Linked DNA regions of Homo sapiens: region 2 is linked to region 1. A link is a contact called in ENCODE Hi-C or POLR2A ChIA-PET data. All regions are on one chromosome and are shown on one strand. The core of a region is the stretch at or near the end of the contact, and the rest is flanking DNA. Distances in the headings are between cores, read along the strand shown. Region 1 holds the start of CIB1 (calcium and integrin binding 1). Region 2 holds the start of FES (FES proto-oncogene, tyrosine kinase).

Region 1 (7,841 bases), core at 3,001-5,500:
GTAGCTGGGACTACAGGTGTGTGTCACCACGCCCGGCTAATGTTTGTATTTTTAGGAAAGACCAGGTTTCACCATGTTGGCCAGGCTGGTCTCGAACTCCTGACCTCAGGTGATCCACCTGCGTTGGCCTCCCAAAGTGCTGGGATTACAGGCGTGAGCCACCGCACCTGGCCAAAAATGTTTAAAAGTGAAGCTAATCCTTTGAGCTGGAGCTGCAAGGTAAAAGACAACAACAACAAAAAAGTGAAGCTAAGCATAATTTTGATGATCAAATGTAGTATCTTATTCTCACCTTACTGCAATGTCTGCCTCCCAGACTCAAGCAATCCATCCACCTCAGCCTCCCAAGTAGCTGGGACCACAGGCACTTGCACCAGGCCTGACTAATGTAGTATCTTATTCTAATAAAAGAGAATCTTATCTGACAGGCGAAAAAATTTAAAATGAGATAATAAAAATAATACAAAACCAAAAAAAGGAGAAAAAAAAGAGATAATCTTAGACATTTTTTCAAATAAGATATAAAGATGGCCAACAAGCACATTTGGGATGTTTAACGTCATTAATCAATAAGAAAAGGCAAATCAAAATCACAATGAGGGGCTGGGTGCGGTGGCTCACACCTGTAATCCCTGGACCAGCACATTGGGAGGCTGACGCAGGTGAATCACGAGGTCAAGATACCGAGACCATCCTGGCCAACATGGTGAAACCCTGTGTCTACTAAAAATACAAAAATTAGCTGGGCGTGGTGGTGGGCACACACCTGTAGTCCCAGCTACTTGGGAGGCTGAGGCAGGAGAATCACTTGAACCTGGGAGGTGGAGGTTGTGGTGAACTGAGGTGGTGCCACTGCATTCCAGCCTGGTGACAGAGCAAGACTCCATCTCAAAAAAAAAAAAAAAAAGGGAAAAAAAGAAAATTACAATAAAGTCCGGGCACGGTGGCTCACGCCTGTAATCCCAGCACTCTGGGGGGCCAAGGTGGGTGGATCACGAGGTCAGGAGTTCGAGACCAGCCTGGCCAATATGGTGAAACCCTGTCTCTACTAAAAATACAAAAAAATTAGCCAGGTGTGGTAGTGGGCGTCTGTAATCTCAGCTACTCGGGAGGCTAAGGCAGGAGAATCGCTTGAATCTGGGAGGCAGAGGTTGCAGTGAGCTAAGATCGCACCACTGCACTCCAGCCTGGTGACAGAGTGAGACTCTGTCTCAAAAAAATAAATAAAATAAAAAATAAAAGTATATCAGCAGCTCGGTTTTATCACTGTACCAAGAGTTGATCAGGTACAGGAGGGACAATATGCTAACCAGATTCACCGAGGACTACCAAATGATTCAGACTGCCCATTTAATAATCTACCATGAGAGGCCGGGCGTGGTGGCTCAGCACTTTGGGAGGCTGAGGGAGGCGGATCAAGAGATCAGGAGATCGAGACCATCCTGGCCGACATGGTGAAACCCCGTCTCTACTAAAAAAAAATACAAAAATTAGCTGGGCGTGGTGGTGCACTCCTGTAATCCCAGCTACTCAGGAGGCTGAGGCATGAGAATCAGGTGAACCTGGGAGGCAGAGGTTGCAGTAAGCCAAGATCATACCACTGTACTCCAGCCTGGTGACAGAGTGAGACTCCATCTCACAAATAAAAATAATTTACAATGAGAAATATGCCAAATGGCACAAAAGGTTCTTGCTGGCTGGTCAGTGTACAAAATGAATCAGGAAGCAAAATGAAAACCAAAGGTTGTTCCATGAAGGGTTCAGAGCCAAGTGAAGTGACTGAGAGATCTAGATCACAGCTGGTCACCAGGCACAAAGCTGACTCTCATGTCTTCACTATAAAGAGATACTTATGGCTGGGTGCAGTGGCGCACGCCTGTAATCCTAGCACTTTGGGAGGCCAAGACAGGCGATCACCTGAGGTTGGGAGTTCGAGACAAGCCTGACCAACATGGAGAAACCCCGTCTCTACTAAAAATACAAAACTAGCTGGGTGTGGTGGCACATGCCTGTAATCCGAGCTATTCAGGAGGCTGAGGCAGGAGAACTGCTTGAACTCAGGAGGCGGAGGTTGCGGTGAGCTGAGATCATGCCATTGCACTCCAGCCTGGGCAACAGGAGTGAAACTCTGTCTCAAAAAAAAAGAAGACAGATACTTATTACCATGCAGTCCAGGTATTCGCCTTGGCTTGTAAGAGGCAAACAAGGTCTATTTAGTACAGGAGACATAATGACAGCTTCTTGCTTTTTGCCTAAGCTTTTACTAACAGAAGACTAACTCTTTCTCGGACAGAAAGAGCCTGCTATTAAGAGAAAAATGATCGGCCGGGCACGGTGGGTCACGCCTGTAATCCCAGCACTTTGAGAGGCCGAGGTGGGCGAATCACGAGGTCAGGAGATCCAGACCATCCTGGCTAACAGGGTGAAACCCCGTCTCTACCAAAAATACAAAAAAATTAGCCGGGTGTGGTGGCGGGTGCCTGTAGTCCCAGCTGCTGGGGAGGCTAAGGTAGAAGAATGGCGTGAACCCAGGAGGCGGAGCTTGCAGTGAGCCAAGATCATGCCACTGCACTCCAGCCTAGGCGACACAGCGAGACTCTGTCTCAAAAAAAAAGAGAAAAATGATCAGGTTGGGATGGGCCTATACCCTAGTTATTTTTTTTTATTTTTATTTTTTGAGACAGAGTCTCACTCTGTTGCCCAGGCTGGACTGCAGTGGCACAATCTCCGCTCACTGCAACCTCCAGCTCCCAGGTTTAACCATGTCTGGCTAATTTTTGTATTTTTAGTAGAGATGGGGTTTTGCCATGTTGGCCATGCTGGTCTTGAACTCCTGGCCTCAAATGATCCGCCTGCTTCAGCCTCCCAAAGTGCTGAGATTACAGGCATGAGCCACCGCGCCTGGCCTTGAATATTTCTACAATGATGGAATGTACCTGTTAATACAGTGTGTCTTATCAAACACATGCTGCCAAGGAGAGCACTGGGTATTCTTCCAGTGTAAAGTAGATTCCTAGGCAGTCTAGGGAGTCAGGAAAGGCTTCCCTGAGGATGAGATGGAAGAGGGACTGAGGGCCCAAAGTGGCTGAAAGACAGAGAGCCAATAGGAGGAAGTCCAGTTACAGAGGGCCAGGATTTGGGTTTTTAACCATTTAATGGTTATAAACTGAGACTAACATACTCAGATTTAGACTTTACAAAGATCAGCAAGTATAATGGATTGGAAGGATCAAGAATTAATCCCAGCCTGACCAACACAACCTCCACTTCCTCCTCCCAGCAGTTTGGAATCCTTACCTTTTGCAATAGTATACGTTCATTCATTTATTATGCATTCGATAATATTTACTGAGAGCCTACTATGTGCCAAACATTATCCTAGAGGTTAAGAGGGGACAAGAGCAAAGGGTCAGCAGTCTAGGGGTGAGATGGAGTCAAAAGGACGGCAGGTCAGCTGGAATGATGAGAACAGCAGTGGAGAGCCTTTAAAAGTGCCTTGGACTGGACCGATTACCTTCTAAATGCCGGCGCCCGGAAAAATCACTAACACCCTTTGGACTTACGTATTTCCATCTTTGTAAAATGGGAACCTACCTCGCAAGGGATGTTGCAACAATCGAAGAAAACTATGCACAATGCTTGACATCCAGTGGGTCCTCAGTAAATAGCCTAAGAAGGAAGCAAGGTTATGGTTACTTCTGGAAGAGGTGGCTTGGGGGCTGCGACAGGTGCAGCGATTGCCTGATGATAACATCTAGAAAAGCCCTTGCTGGGCAGAGGGGCAGCCGACGACCCCCGCCACTCAGCGAGTCTCCAGGTTTCCCGGAAACGCTAGCTCCAGTGACTTCTCAGATGCCCCTATGGGACCCCACCCAGGGCTGCCGCCGCCACCACCTACTGCAGCCGAAGCGGATGCACCTCGCGACTTTCCCCGCAGCCGCTGCCGGGGCCACAGCGAGGTCATGACGCCCGTGACGCATACGCAGCCAGCACGCACGCGCGCGGCGTGGCCCGCCCCCCCCTCCCACCCCGGAGGCGGGGCCGTGAGTCCCGGGCTCCGCCCCGGAGCGTCGGGCCCCTCCCCGGGCCCCGCCTCCAGCTCGCCTAGGACCGCTTGGAGCCGGCAGCTCGCCTGCCAAACCCGGCTGGGAACGCCTGGCAGCTTTTAGGAGGGGGCGGGCCCGGGGGTGGTGGCCCCAGGAGCGGTTGCCGCGGGGACCGGGCAGTGACGCGGCCCAAGGGCGGAAGTGAGAAAGTTGTCTGCGTCTCGAGGCGAGTTGGCGGAGCTGTGCGCGCGGCGGGGCGATGGGGGGCTCGGGCAGTCGCCTGTCCAAGGAGCTGCTGGCCGAGTACCAGGTGCGCGGGACGCCTGGCCCTGGGGAGCTCGCGTGCGGGCCTCTTCTCGGGAGCAGGGTCCGGGAGCTGGCTGCGGGGCGGCCGCGGCCTCCCAGCGGTCCGCTAATCCCCGCTCTGGCTTTGCCTTCCAGGACTTGACGTTCCTGACGAAGCAGGAGATCCTCCTGTAAGTGCTGCCTTGAACCCTGCCTCCGACCCCGGGATCCTCTAGAGACAGCTTCGGGGGCGCTGTCCCGAGGGAGGGGCGGGGGCTGGCCTGAGGTCTGCAGAGGAGCGGGAGCTGGAGGCCGGGAGACCTAGCCCGGGCTGCGCCCTCCTCCCGGCACGCCCTCCCCGCCCTCGCCTGAGGCCCCAGCGTGGCACCGCGGAGCCACCTTACAGCCTCCAGGAAAAGTTAGGCGCTCTTTGACCCTGGGCTCCACTAGCTTCAGCACTGCCGAACTTCCTGCCCCAGTCCGGCAGGGGCCGACCTTGCCCAGTGGCTAAACCACAGAAGCCTTGGGGAGCCCGGCTCCTTCTCCCAACTTTACCTGAATAATACAGTAACCGTTATCGCTTTCTGAGCACTCACCATGTGCCAGGGACTGTGCTAAATGGTTGCCTGCGTTACCTAATTTAATCTTTAGGAGAGAGGTACTGGACAATGAAACAGGTTCAGAAAGGTTTGGTAACTGCTTAAGACAACACTCTGAGTAAGTAGATTTGAACTTGGGCTGGAAGCCCTTTTGCCGGATTTATGCAGGCCAGGTTCCTGTGGCAAAGATAAGCTCATGGGAAGGAGGTGGAGGCCGAGGAGGACAGTTCAGTGTGGTTGCTAAAAAGGAGGCTTTGAGGGTAAGAGATCCCTGGAGTGAAGGTGAGAATGAGATTTTTGGTTTTGCTCTTTTCTCCGTTTTTTTTTTTTTGAGACAGCGTCTCGCTCTGTCGCCCAGGCTGGAGTGCTGGGGCACGATCTTGGCTCACTGCAGGCTCTGCCTCCGGGTTCAAGTGATTCTCCTGCCTCCGGGTTCAAGTGATTCTCCTGCCTCAGCCTCCTGAGTAGCTGGGATTATAGGCACCCGCCACCATGCCCGGCTAATTTTTGTATTTTTAGTAGAGAAGGGGTTCACCATGTTGCTCAGACTGGTCTCAGACGCCTGACCTCCAAAGCTCCGCCCGCCTTGGCCTCCCAAAGTGCTGGGATTACAGGTGTGAGCCACCGTGCCTGGCCAATTCTTTAGGGCCAACTTCTGGCTCCTTTCCCAACTTCTTCATCCCTTGGGGATCTCTAGAATCAGTGCCAAGCACATAGTAAATGCTCAGTAAATACTCATTGCAAGAATAGACTCCTAGGCTGTACTGCCTTGTGACATGTCCTTTTGCTTACCGTTGCCTGATGACTCGGAAGTTCTGTGTACGTGGTTTTAGCTCCTCACCTGGTTGACAATGAGCAGCAGGCAAGGAGTGGGAATGAACACACAGGGAGACCGATCGCTGAGAACACCGACAGTTCCCCTCTCTCTACCAGAGCCCACAGGCGGTTTTGTGAGCTGCTTCCCCAGGAGCAGCGGAGCGTGGAGTCGTCACTTCGGGCACAAGTGCCCTTCGAGCAGATTCTCAGCCTTCCAGAGCTCAAGGTGCAAGCGCTCCCCTCCTTTGACACCTCTCCCACCACTCCCTCCCTGCTAGACCCCCTAACTCCATCTGCCACTAGCTTTGGGATCATGGGGTCACTGGTCCCCACTCTGGTCATTTTTCTGCTTAGTTCTGATTTTCTAGGGGCAAGGACTTTACCAAAATCACCTGGCAGAATTATCTAGAATGGTGCTTTTCAAATGGGGATTCTAGAACATAATCTTGGAAGTTCAAAGAAGTTTTGTCCCTTAAGAGGAGTTGAGGTACCTCATTAGAGTTTGAGGAACCGTGTTCTAGAGGCTGATTGCCACTCCGTAAGGCTGCTGCAAAATTTCTGTGCAAAGGGCCTGGCCCGGTGCCTGTAACACAATAGCTGTTCAAGTAAATATTTGTGTTTTAAAATAACCAGCCCATCTCGTTCCCTTTGTTTAGGATGACTTCTTCTTCCCTCTCTGCCCACACTTACGTTGTATGTGACCTGCCTTTGGGTTAAACACTTGACTCCCAGGAAGCCATCTCAGTCCCTTCCCCAGCTGGGTCAGTTTGCTTTCCTGTGCCCCCACTGCCCTCCATGTTGGCCCCAAAGCACTGACTGTTCACCCCCACGAGGCTGAGCTCGCTGGTGCTGGTCCTGTGACCTGCTCTCTCAAGTTTCTGGTAGGCTTTAATGAGCGTGTGACCTGGGCCACGTCCTGTGGCGTTTGTTCTCCTAGGCCAACCCCTTCAAGGAGCGAATCTGCAGGGTCTTCTCCACATCCCCAGCCAAAGACAGCCTTAGCTTTGAGGACTTCCTGGATCTCCTCAGTGTGTTCAGTGACACAGCCACGCCAGACATCAAGTCCCATTATGCCTTCCGCATCTTTGGTGAGAACCAGGAGCAGCCCGGCAGGACACCACCCCTTCCCACGTGGGCTTTGTGGTGGCCCTGCTTGGGAAATGGGCGCCGTTTGGGGAACCTCAGAGCCCCTCCCAACCGTGTCTTTTGGCTTCCTGTGTCTGCTCTCTAGACTTTGATGATGACGGAACCTTGAACAGAGAAGACCTGAGCCGGCTGGTGAACTGCCTCACGGGAGAGGGCGAGGACACACGGCTTAGTGCGTCTGAGATGAAGCAGCTCATCGACAACGTGAGCAGCTGAGCAGGCCTGGGAGCGGGAGGGAGCAGTTGGGGCTCTGGCCTGAAACTCTCCCTTTCCCAGATCCTGGAGGAGTCTGACATTGACAGGGATGGAACCATCAACCTCTCTGAGTTCCAGCACGTCATCTCCCGTTCTCCAGACTTTGCCAGGTATGACAGTGGTCCCCCTTCATTCTGGGTACCTGCAGGTTCCGACCTGCTGCCTCTGGGCCTAGGGCATGGCTACAGGAGGTGGTGCCAGGGTGAGAGAAAGCCCCAGTCCCCACACACAGGGCCGGCTAAGCTGGCAGTCTCGCCCCGGGCAGGGGCAGCCCTCCTTGTCAAGACCTCTCCCCTTCCCACTGCCATTGTCATTGCTCTGTGTTTGTACTCATTAGTAATAAAGGTTTAGAAGCTCTGACCCAGTGTGTGGGTCCAGAAAGCTCCCTCTGGATGTCTCGGGGAGTTCTTGCAGAGGGGGCTGACACACGGAACATAGCCCGTTCCAAAGAAGGGTCTAAAGGGAGAAGGGGGCAAGTTCGGGTTTAGTCCCTGCCCTCCTCTTCCAGCAGAAAACCCACCGCTTTTCTCTTGTTCAGCTCCTTTAAGATTGTCCTGTGACAGCAGCCCCAGCGTGTGTCCTGGCACCCTGTCCAAGAACCTTTCTACTGCTGAGCTGTGGCCAAGGTCAAGCCTGTGTTGCCAGTGCGGGCCAAGCTGGCCCAGCCTGGAGCTGGCGCTGTGCAGCCTCACCC
Region 2 (7,841 bases), core at 731-3,230, 650 kb before region 1:
TTATGTGCTGGGATATGTTGGGCAAGCGCCCAACCTCAGTTTCCCCATCTGTAACTGAGCTAGATTCCTCGACTAGATCAGTCTTTTTCTTAAAGGGCCAGATAGTAAATAAATATTTTACGCTTGTAGGCCATAGAGCCTCTGTCACAATTACTCAACTCTGTCATTGTAGTCACAGACAATATGAAAACAAAAGGGCATAGCTGTGTTCCAGCAAAACTTTATAAAAATGGGCCCACCCTTGAATCAGATGATCTTTTGGGGCGAGGAATGGGGCCAGGGTGGCCACCAGGGGCCGCTGTGGGTCCATGGCAAGGCTGGGCTCTGCACTTGAGGAAGGGGTGTGGTGCAGGGAGGGTGACCAGCACACTGAATGGGGGCACTAGGCTCCCAGATAAATAGTTCCAAATCACACAGCCTCTAGACTGAGGAGCTGGGTGGGATTCAAACCTAGGCAGGCTGACTTCACGGCCCGAATCCTCGACCTTCGGGGGGCCATGCTGCTGCCCAGTCTCTGGGGCCCTGAGAGGAGGCTGCCTAGGTCGAAGGCAAACAGACTGACCCTCATTCCTCTCCCTGACTCTCAGAACCCAGAGCCAGATGGCACAGTGTGGAGGCGAGTACCGATTCTGAGCTTCTCCCAGGCACGTGACCGGTCACTCATCCTTACACTCCCAGCACTTTGCCCAGGCACAGAAAAAGCACAGAGAGGCCTTGCTGCAAGCCAGCTCAACGTAGGGGAAGGAAGAGAGGAAGCTGCATCAAGGTTAGAGCAAGCCAGGCCTGCGGTCAGGGACTTACACTTCCCCAGTGAATCCAGGGCCTCTTGTGCAAAACAACCCCTTCGAGGCTCAAAATTTAGACAGAAATGACCGAAGCCCCAGTGCTGCCCGCTCACCTTGGTGAGCTCCTGCTGCAGCTGCTGCCACTGCTCGCTGTAGGTCTTGCGAAGCTGCTGCCGTTCCCGGATGAGCAGGCTCAGCTTGCTCAGGGGCCCTGAGTTCAGATCCTCTGCGTGCTGCCGCAGCAAGCGGCTCAGGCCCTCAGTTTGGCTGGTGATCTCAGCCCAGGACTATACAGCACAGATGGGGGAGGCAGGGAGGGGGGCACAATGGCTCCCAAGCATTGGCCTGCCAGATCTCCAGCCACTGCCCCAGAGGGCCCCCAGGAGAGGAAGGAGAAGGCAGATACAGCCAGCACCCACCAGAGTCCCATAGAGACCCACCTGACTGATGGGGCTGTCAGGGCTGATGGCCCGGCTCTGGCCCCCACTGTCCTGCAGGGACATGTGGTGAAGCAGTCCTGCATACTCCCTGTCACTCTTGACCCGCTGGGCCATCCACTTTCTCATGCCCTCCAGTAGACGAAGCTCGGCCTCCTGCATTTGCTGCAGGACCCCGTGGCCCTGGGGGCTGCACAGCTCGGAAGAGAAGCCCATAGTGCTGTTCTGGGGACAGAAAAGGGGCCATCCCTGGAGGCAAGGCAGCAGCTGGAGACGGAGGCATGGGACGAGGAGACTGGGGACTGTAGGGTCAGGATGGACTGCAGACGGGGAGGAGGTGGGGTCCTGCCTCGCTCACACGCAGCCATGGGTACCCAGCAGCAGCCTGGCCTGGGGACTGGCCCTCATTGCTTCCTTAGCGTCAGGGTCTCCTCCGCACGTTCGGGAACAGGAGCCAACCTGGAGCCTCCCTCCCCAGGCCCTTCCACCCACCACCCCTTACAGGGACACCCTTGCCCAGGTCCTCGACAGGCCAAGCCTGCCCCAGCTGAAGCCTCAGGCGCCCACAGCCTGAGCCCTGCCCCTGCGGCCATCCCCGCCCTTCCGCGGCCCCTACCCCCACCTGGGTGGGTCTCTGGCCCTCGGAACGCCTGCTCTGCCCCTGCCTGCCGCGCCCCCAGCTCCCACCGCTCCTCCAGGCCCCGGGGCTAGAGGTACCCGCACGGGCAGCTGCTCCTGGGACGGCCTCGGACCGACTCAGGCCCGGTGCGGACCCCGGCCAGTTCCTGATTCCGCGCTTCCTCCTCCCGCGGTTTCAGTTGGCCCAGGCCCCGGGGCGGGCCTGTGGAGGGGAAGGGGCGGGCGGGACCGGCCCGACCGCCCCGACGCCTGCCAGCCCCCCTGCTCCGCGCTGGGCCGCAGCCTCTAGCCGGCCGCACGGCCACGGAAACGGAAGGGAGGAGGGGGCCGGGAAAGAATGGCCCAGCCAAGAGCCGCCCGCGCCCCGCAGGCCCCAGGGCCCGGCAGCGCCCCGGGAACACCGGGAAGGGGCGCAAGGTGGGGGTCAGGAGGGGGAGCCCAGGGCGAGGCCCCAGGCAGATGCTGGGCCCAGGGAAGCCCAGGGTGTCCGCGGGTACTGAGGGGAGGCGCGCAGTCCTAGCACCAGGCCAGGGCCACCGCAGAAGAGAAAGAGGGAACCCTGGTCCCAGCCCTCCCCACCTCACGGAATTCCCTAAGGAGAGGCTCAGGCGCCAGCTTCCATTTGAATAAAATTTCCAAGTAAATATCCCGAACAGAGACTGCTTCTCGGATACAGATCCTAGTGGTTTTGTCCCCATCCTCCTACCCCCAGGCAGGGGCTTCCTGTCCCAAGGGAGACCTGGGGAAATCAAGGGGCAGGGGTTGGGGAGCGGACAGGCGTGGAGTTTTCCATTTGGGACTCAGGCTCCCCACAAGAAGTCATCTTGATTCAGTCAGGCCTCCCTCCACCTTAGGCCTCAGCCCTATAGCCTGTGGCGACCAGATCACTTCAGCCCAGGAAGACACAATAGGCCCAGTTCTTCACACTGCTGGAAACCAGGACTTTGGGAGTTTAGTGCTCAGCTCCTGAGGACCAGGGGTCACCAGCCCCACCCCAGGGGCACCAGCTCCTCCACTAGGGGCTGGCGCATCCTCCCGCCCCTTGGAGGACTTTGGCCTTCTGACTTGGGCCCACATCCAGGCAGGCAGGCCACTGTGTAGGCCTAACTGGCCCCCTATCCTCAGCTGCGATGCAGGAGCAACGGTACCACACTGGAGACTGGGCCTGGTTTGCATAGTCTGCACGTTTAATCACTTTAAAACCTCTAACATTATCTCATGTCCATTAAATAGAACCAGCAATGCTGGGCCTGTTTAAATTACAAGAAAAAAATCACTGTGCACCAACCCAGCATCTTACAAAACCAGCCGGGCTGGCCACGAGGGCAGGGGGATGGGAGAGGAGGGGGCACCCCTGGGCAGATGGCTGGGTACCAGGAATGGCTAGGGTAGAAAAGAAAAGGGGACTCCCAGATGGGAGGGGACTGATTGTCCTAATGGGAGGGGTGCAAAAGGCACGTCAGAAGAGGAGGTTTGAGGGGGGCATGACAGGTCAGTGCTTTCTCCACCAGGGCACAGTGTTGGGGGGGCTCAGTGCCACCACCTGCCCACCTCTGGCACTTGGAGAGCCAGTGACCTATGAACCCCCGGCATGGCGAGCCCCACTTGAAACACAGATGTCAGCCTGCCCCTCCCACTGGGACCCCCTTTCCTTGAGCCCGCCTGGCTGGCCCGCCTCTTCAGGACTTGGGGCTCAACTATTCCTCACTCCTCAGCAACATGCTGCAGCCCCCACACCTCAGGGCCAGGGCAGCCAGGGAGGAGCAGGGCGGACGGTGGGTGTGAGAACGTGGGTAGTCCAGCTGCTACCCCCATTAAAAATACAAAAACAAATCATCAGCATCTAAAGTGAAATAATCACAAAGTGAAAATATATCCTCAAACAGCCCCTGAGATCCCCACAGGGGAAAGCAGCATCGGGTGGGAGGCCAGAGAGGCCGGCTGGGCCAGCGCCCCTCCCCACCACCCACCCAGGGGCTCCAGGTCTGTGAGTGCCAACAGCCCAGGCAGCCCGGGCTCAGAAAACAGGGACTTGGGCCCTGACGGGAGAGGCGGGTGCAAGAGAGGGGAGGGTGGTCAGGACACCAGCACAGGGTTCAGCCAGAGCTTCGGCCTTGGCTGCGCCAGCCTGGTGGCCAGTGGTGGTGGAGGCACGGAGCACAGGGGTGGGTCATGGGACACAGGCCACAGGCCACATGCCACGTGCACACCTGGAGGCACCTGCCTTGCCTTGGTCCCTTCCTATGATGGCTGCTGCCGCCAAGACTCACCAGAGCTGGGGGACAGGGTGGAGGGTGCAGAAGCCCTTGGAGAGGTGGCCTCCTCCCTCAGATATCTCCTAGGCCAGCCCCCGACTGCCTGGATGGGACCATTATTGCTTTAGAGGGACAGGGAAGGGCAAGAGCTGCGGCCTGGGTCAGGAATCCCAACAAGCAAGGGCTGCCCCTCTTCACTCCGCAGGAACTCTGGCTGGGGCCGGGGCCGGGGCAAGCTGCCCTAAAGGTTTCACTCCTTTCTCCACATGGAAGGGGTGCTGAGGGTGGGGTACGGCCCTCCCCACGCCCCAGCTGGTCCTGGGCCCACCTCAGGTGGCCAGGTGGGCCCGAGGGTAGGATGGGAAGCAGTCTCCACCCCTCTTGCCTCCCAGCTGGGGTCCAAACCCAGTCCCAAGATAAAAAAATACTTTGGTGAATTAAAAAGTGCCCAAGGAGGGGATTGGCTTGAGGGGGTGGGCAGTGGGCTCATCAGAGGGCGCTCTGGTCTTTGATAAAGGCGGTCCTCTCGCCCCGGCCCTCGTCCTCTTCTGAGTCAGACGGGCACTCCTCCTGCCAGGCTTCAGGGGGCAGCCCCTTGTAGGAGATGAGGCCACGGTCCATGGTGTACACCTTCACCCCCCGAAAACTAAAGCCAGAGCGCAGCTGCAGGACCAGGAAGACAGTGACGAAGACCAGCACGATGAAGGCGCAGCTGAGGCCGGCCACCACCTCAGGCAGGTGTGAGGGCAGCAGCCCTGCCCGCAGCCGTTGCCCCGCCTCCACCTCCGGGGGCAGCCGAGGTGGCTGCTGCTGTGGCGGGGACTCTCGGCTGCTCTGGCTTTGCCGGGAGCAAGTCTGCTCCACAGGGTCCAAGGAGGCGTGGCTGGGGCAGCTGAGGCAGTCTGTCAGGGCCGGCCCCTGGCATGTGGCACATGAGGCGTGGCAGGGGGCGCAGACGCTGGCCCGGATGGTCTCCACGTCATTCTCGGTGCTATAGTGCGTATCGAGGACTTGGGGGGCGAACCCTGGAGGGCAGTGCTGGACACAGCTCTTCTGGTGCAGGGAGAAGCCTTCCTCGCACACTGCCGGCGTGGGAGAGAGGGCAAGTGTGTGTCAGCTAAACAGACTGTAGCCCCAGGACCACAGCAGCCCCAAGCCAAGTCACCACATCCCCAGGATCCTCCAGCCCCAGGACTGTGGTCATCCCAAGAGCCCCAGGGGCCCTAGGTCTCTTGAGACTTTTTTCTGTTAGAGCTGGGCTTCAGGACAGGCACCCGCCTTACCCCCAGACTCAGGCCCCCAAAGCCCAACAGCACCCACTACTGACCCACACAGGCCTGACTGGACGTGAGGGTCTTGCAGCCACTGCTTTCTGGAGGTACGGGCAGCCCCTCAGGGGCGGTGCCATAGAGTACGAGGGTGAACTTGGTCAGCGTCCCTGTTCCAGAGCGGGGAGGAGGCAAGAGTTAAGACAGTGCTGGCACCACACCCAGTGCTCGAGATCCTGCCAGCCCTCCACCTCGTACCCCTACCCCTCAAGTGCCCCCAGTACCATAGTTGTTGGCTTCGCTGGTGTTTTCAATCTCTAGGACCCACTCGCCAGAGGGATCCTCATCCCAGGAATGAGTTGTCATGAAGGCCCAGTCATTAAACCCATCTGCGGAGTAGTCATGTGGCCTGGGGAGGGGAGTGCACACAGCCCTGAGGCCTCTGCGGGACCCCAAGCCAGGGACATCTAACCCACAGCACATGGGCCACACACCCTTCCCCCACGCAGACCAACCCCATGGGGCCAGAAGTGCCTGCTGGCTTGGCTGTTTCTCAGTGAGCCAGACGTGCTCAACTGGGGGATTCTAGAAAGGTACACAGGCACCGCACAAGGTGGGGCACACTACTGACATTAAATGGTTGCAAGCCAGGGATTCCTGCAACATGGGACAGTCCCACAGGACAAAATTGTCCCTCCCAAAATGCCAAGAGTGCCCCACTGAGTAGCACTCAGTGCCCCCTGGGCCGTGTGAGCGAGCAAAGGCAAGCACGCGGGCTGTGAGAGGCGGCGGCGCTGGGCAGGGCGGGCAGGGACAGAGCAAGCACCTGGCTGCCAGCAGGGTGGAGCGGGTGCCCATGGGGCTGACCAGGTGGATGGCCAGGTCGCCACGGCGATTATAGGACAGGGTGAGCCGCGCCTGAGCGTGCTCCAGCCGAGTGATGTGGTTGGGCTCGCCCAGGCACGCGGTCACGGTCTTCCGCACCTCGAGCCGTTTCCCGATGTCTCTGTGCAGGAGAGCACCATGATGGTCAGCCTGGCCCAGAGGGACCAGCGGGCACCCCCTGCGACTCTCAGGTCCCACTGGCCCCCTCCCAGCCTGGGTCCAGCCCTCACTTGGGCTCGGTGAGGATGTCGATGATGCACTTCCGCTGGGGGGCCACTGTGGTCCAATTCTGGGCCAGGGCCACCATGGCGCCTGCGTCCAAAAGCCCGTAGCCATATGAGTGGCTCACTGTGGGGACAGGGAAGGTAGGGTCAGCTGTCAGGCACAGAGTGCCTTCTACCTAACTCCACATCCAGCCTGCCGGGCCAGCCTGCCCTCACCTTTCCGGCCCACACCATTGGTGGCCCAGTCGTTGGCATTGAGGTGGGCTGGCTTCGAGGTCTGTACCACCAGGTGTTGCATGTCCCGCCATGTGAGGTTCTTACTGCAAAGAAGGAAGGGAGAGGCTGGGGATCAGTCTTTTTTGGGAGCAGCTCTCCAGCTGCCCTAAGGGCTGCCCTACAGAGAGTGCTGGTAGGGACAGGGTTGCCGCTGGCCCCCACCCACTTACTTGGCCTCCAGGGTGAGAGCAATGATGCCGGCTGCTAAGGGGGCAGAGGCTGAGGTGCCCGTGTGAGACTCCGTGCACTTCTGCCGCAAGTCAGTCGTCACCTGCCAGGAAGAGAATCATATTGGGGCCTGTGATGGGTGGAGGGGGCTAGAGGAGCCACCTGCCTACCCTCCCTCTGCATACAGGCCCTGGGCACCACAGATGGTATGGGGAGCCAGGGCCAAGAACCCCAGGTCCCAGCTGCTGCCTTGCTAACTTGCCGTGGACATGCTAATGACGAGCCCCTCCTGGGCCTCATTTTCCAAAGGAATAAGGGGGTTCAACTAGAGGGTGGAGATGAATAAGAACAAAGTATGTTTTTAGAGAGAGTCTAGGCTTTTCAAAGTCTTCAGAGATGGCTCCATGGCCTCCAAGAACCTACAGAGCCCCAGAGTTCATGTTGCATGATGCCTGAGCCACTATCACCCAGCCACATGGGGGTGGAGGCAGACAGCCTCCAAAAGAGGGTGCTGGACAGAGCCAGCCAGCAGCCCCATCTCCCCAGCCCCCACCCCCAGGTAAGACTCACGATCTGCTTCTCATTCTGGTTGCCACTGCTGTAGGTCGTGGCCAGTGTGGACGAGCAGGCCTCGCTGTACCACGGCACGTTGCCAAACTGCGTGGCGCTGCTGATGGACAGCGTGTAGATACTGTTGGTGTAGCCGTCGCAGTTGCAGCTGTCATGTTCCCGGCCCCCGTTCCCCGAGGCCCAGACAAAGATGGAGCCCAGCCCCCCTCGGCCCTGTGGACAGAGTGGGCTGGGGTCATTCAAGATTGGGACTTGAGGGAGGGCTGGCAGGAGGACACTGCTGGAAAACTGGGAAGGCTGGAGCCTCATTCTCTGGGAACCTCCTGTCCCCTGT

The links. Hi-C counts contacts between places; a loop is a spot of excess contacts on that map. ChIA-PET counts read pairs that join two places held with the same protein, here RNA polymerase II (POLR2A). Pooled maps may share reads with other maps.
Region 2: a pooled map shows a loop between it and region 1 (3-fold over the local background). The contact joins the promoter of FES here to the promoter of CIB1 in region 1. A Hi-C loop is called at or near these places in 1 of 168 maps with a recorded cell type or tissue (posterior cingulate gyrus) and 6 of 50 pooled maps. POLR2A ChIA-PET finds 5 or more read pairs at or near these places in 1 of 52 experiments (activated naive CD4-positive, alpha-beta T cell).

Annotation. Positions count from the first base shown.
Region 1 is chr15:90,230,350-90,238,190 of GRCh38, reverse strand. It overlaps CIB1 (calcium and integrin binding 1), which reads left to right and starts at 4,250. Exons shown (of 7, transcript NM_006384.4): 1 at 4,250-4,356; 2 at 4,488-4,522; 3 at 5,864-5,972; 4 at 6,684-6,834; 5 at 6,978-7,096; 6 at 7,169-7,257; 7 at 7,686-7,841. The coding sequence starts at 4,306. The coding sequence ends at 7,707. It overlaps GDPGP1 (GDP-D-glucose phosphorylase 1), which reads right to left and starts at 3,982. Exons shown (of 4, transcript NM_001013657.3): 1 at 3,899-3,982; 2 at 3,595-3,669. RefSeq lists silencers at 3,848-4,287, 4,308-4,757.
Region 2 is chr15:90,878,643-90,886,483 of GRCh38, reverse strand. It overlaps FES (FES proto-oncogene, tyrosine kinase), which reads right to left and starts at 1,980. Exons shown (of 19, transcript NM_002005.4): 1 at 1,940-1,980; 2 at 1,226-1,447; 3 at 899-1,072. The coding sequence starts at 1,438. FURIN (furin, paired basic amino acid cleaving enzyme) reads right to left here. Exons shown (of 16, transcript NM_002569.4): 9 at 7,508-7,720; 10 at 6,940-7,040; 11 at 6,710-6,813; 12 at 6,500-6,617; 13 at 6,211-6,390; 14 at 5,669-5,793; 15 at 5,444-5,554; 16 at 3,027-5,198. The coding sequence ends at 4,606. RefSeq lists enhancers at 835-1,264, 2,802-2,931 and a silencer at 1,895-2,404.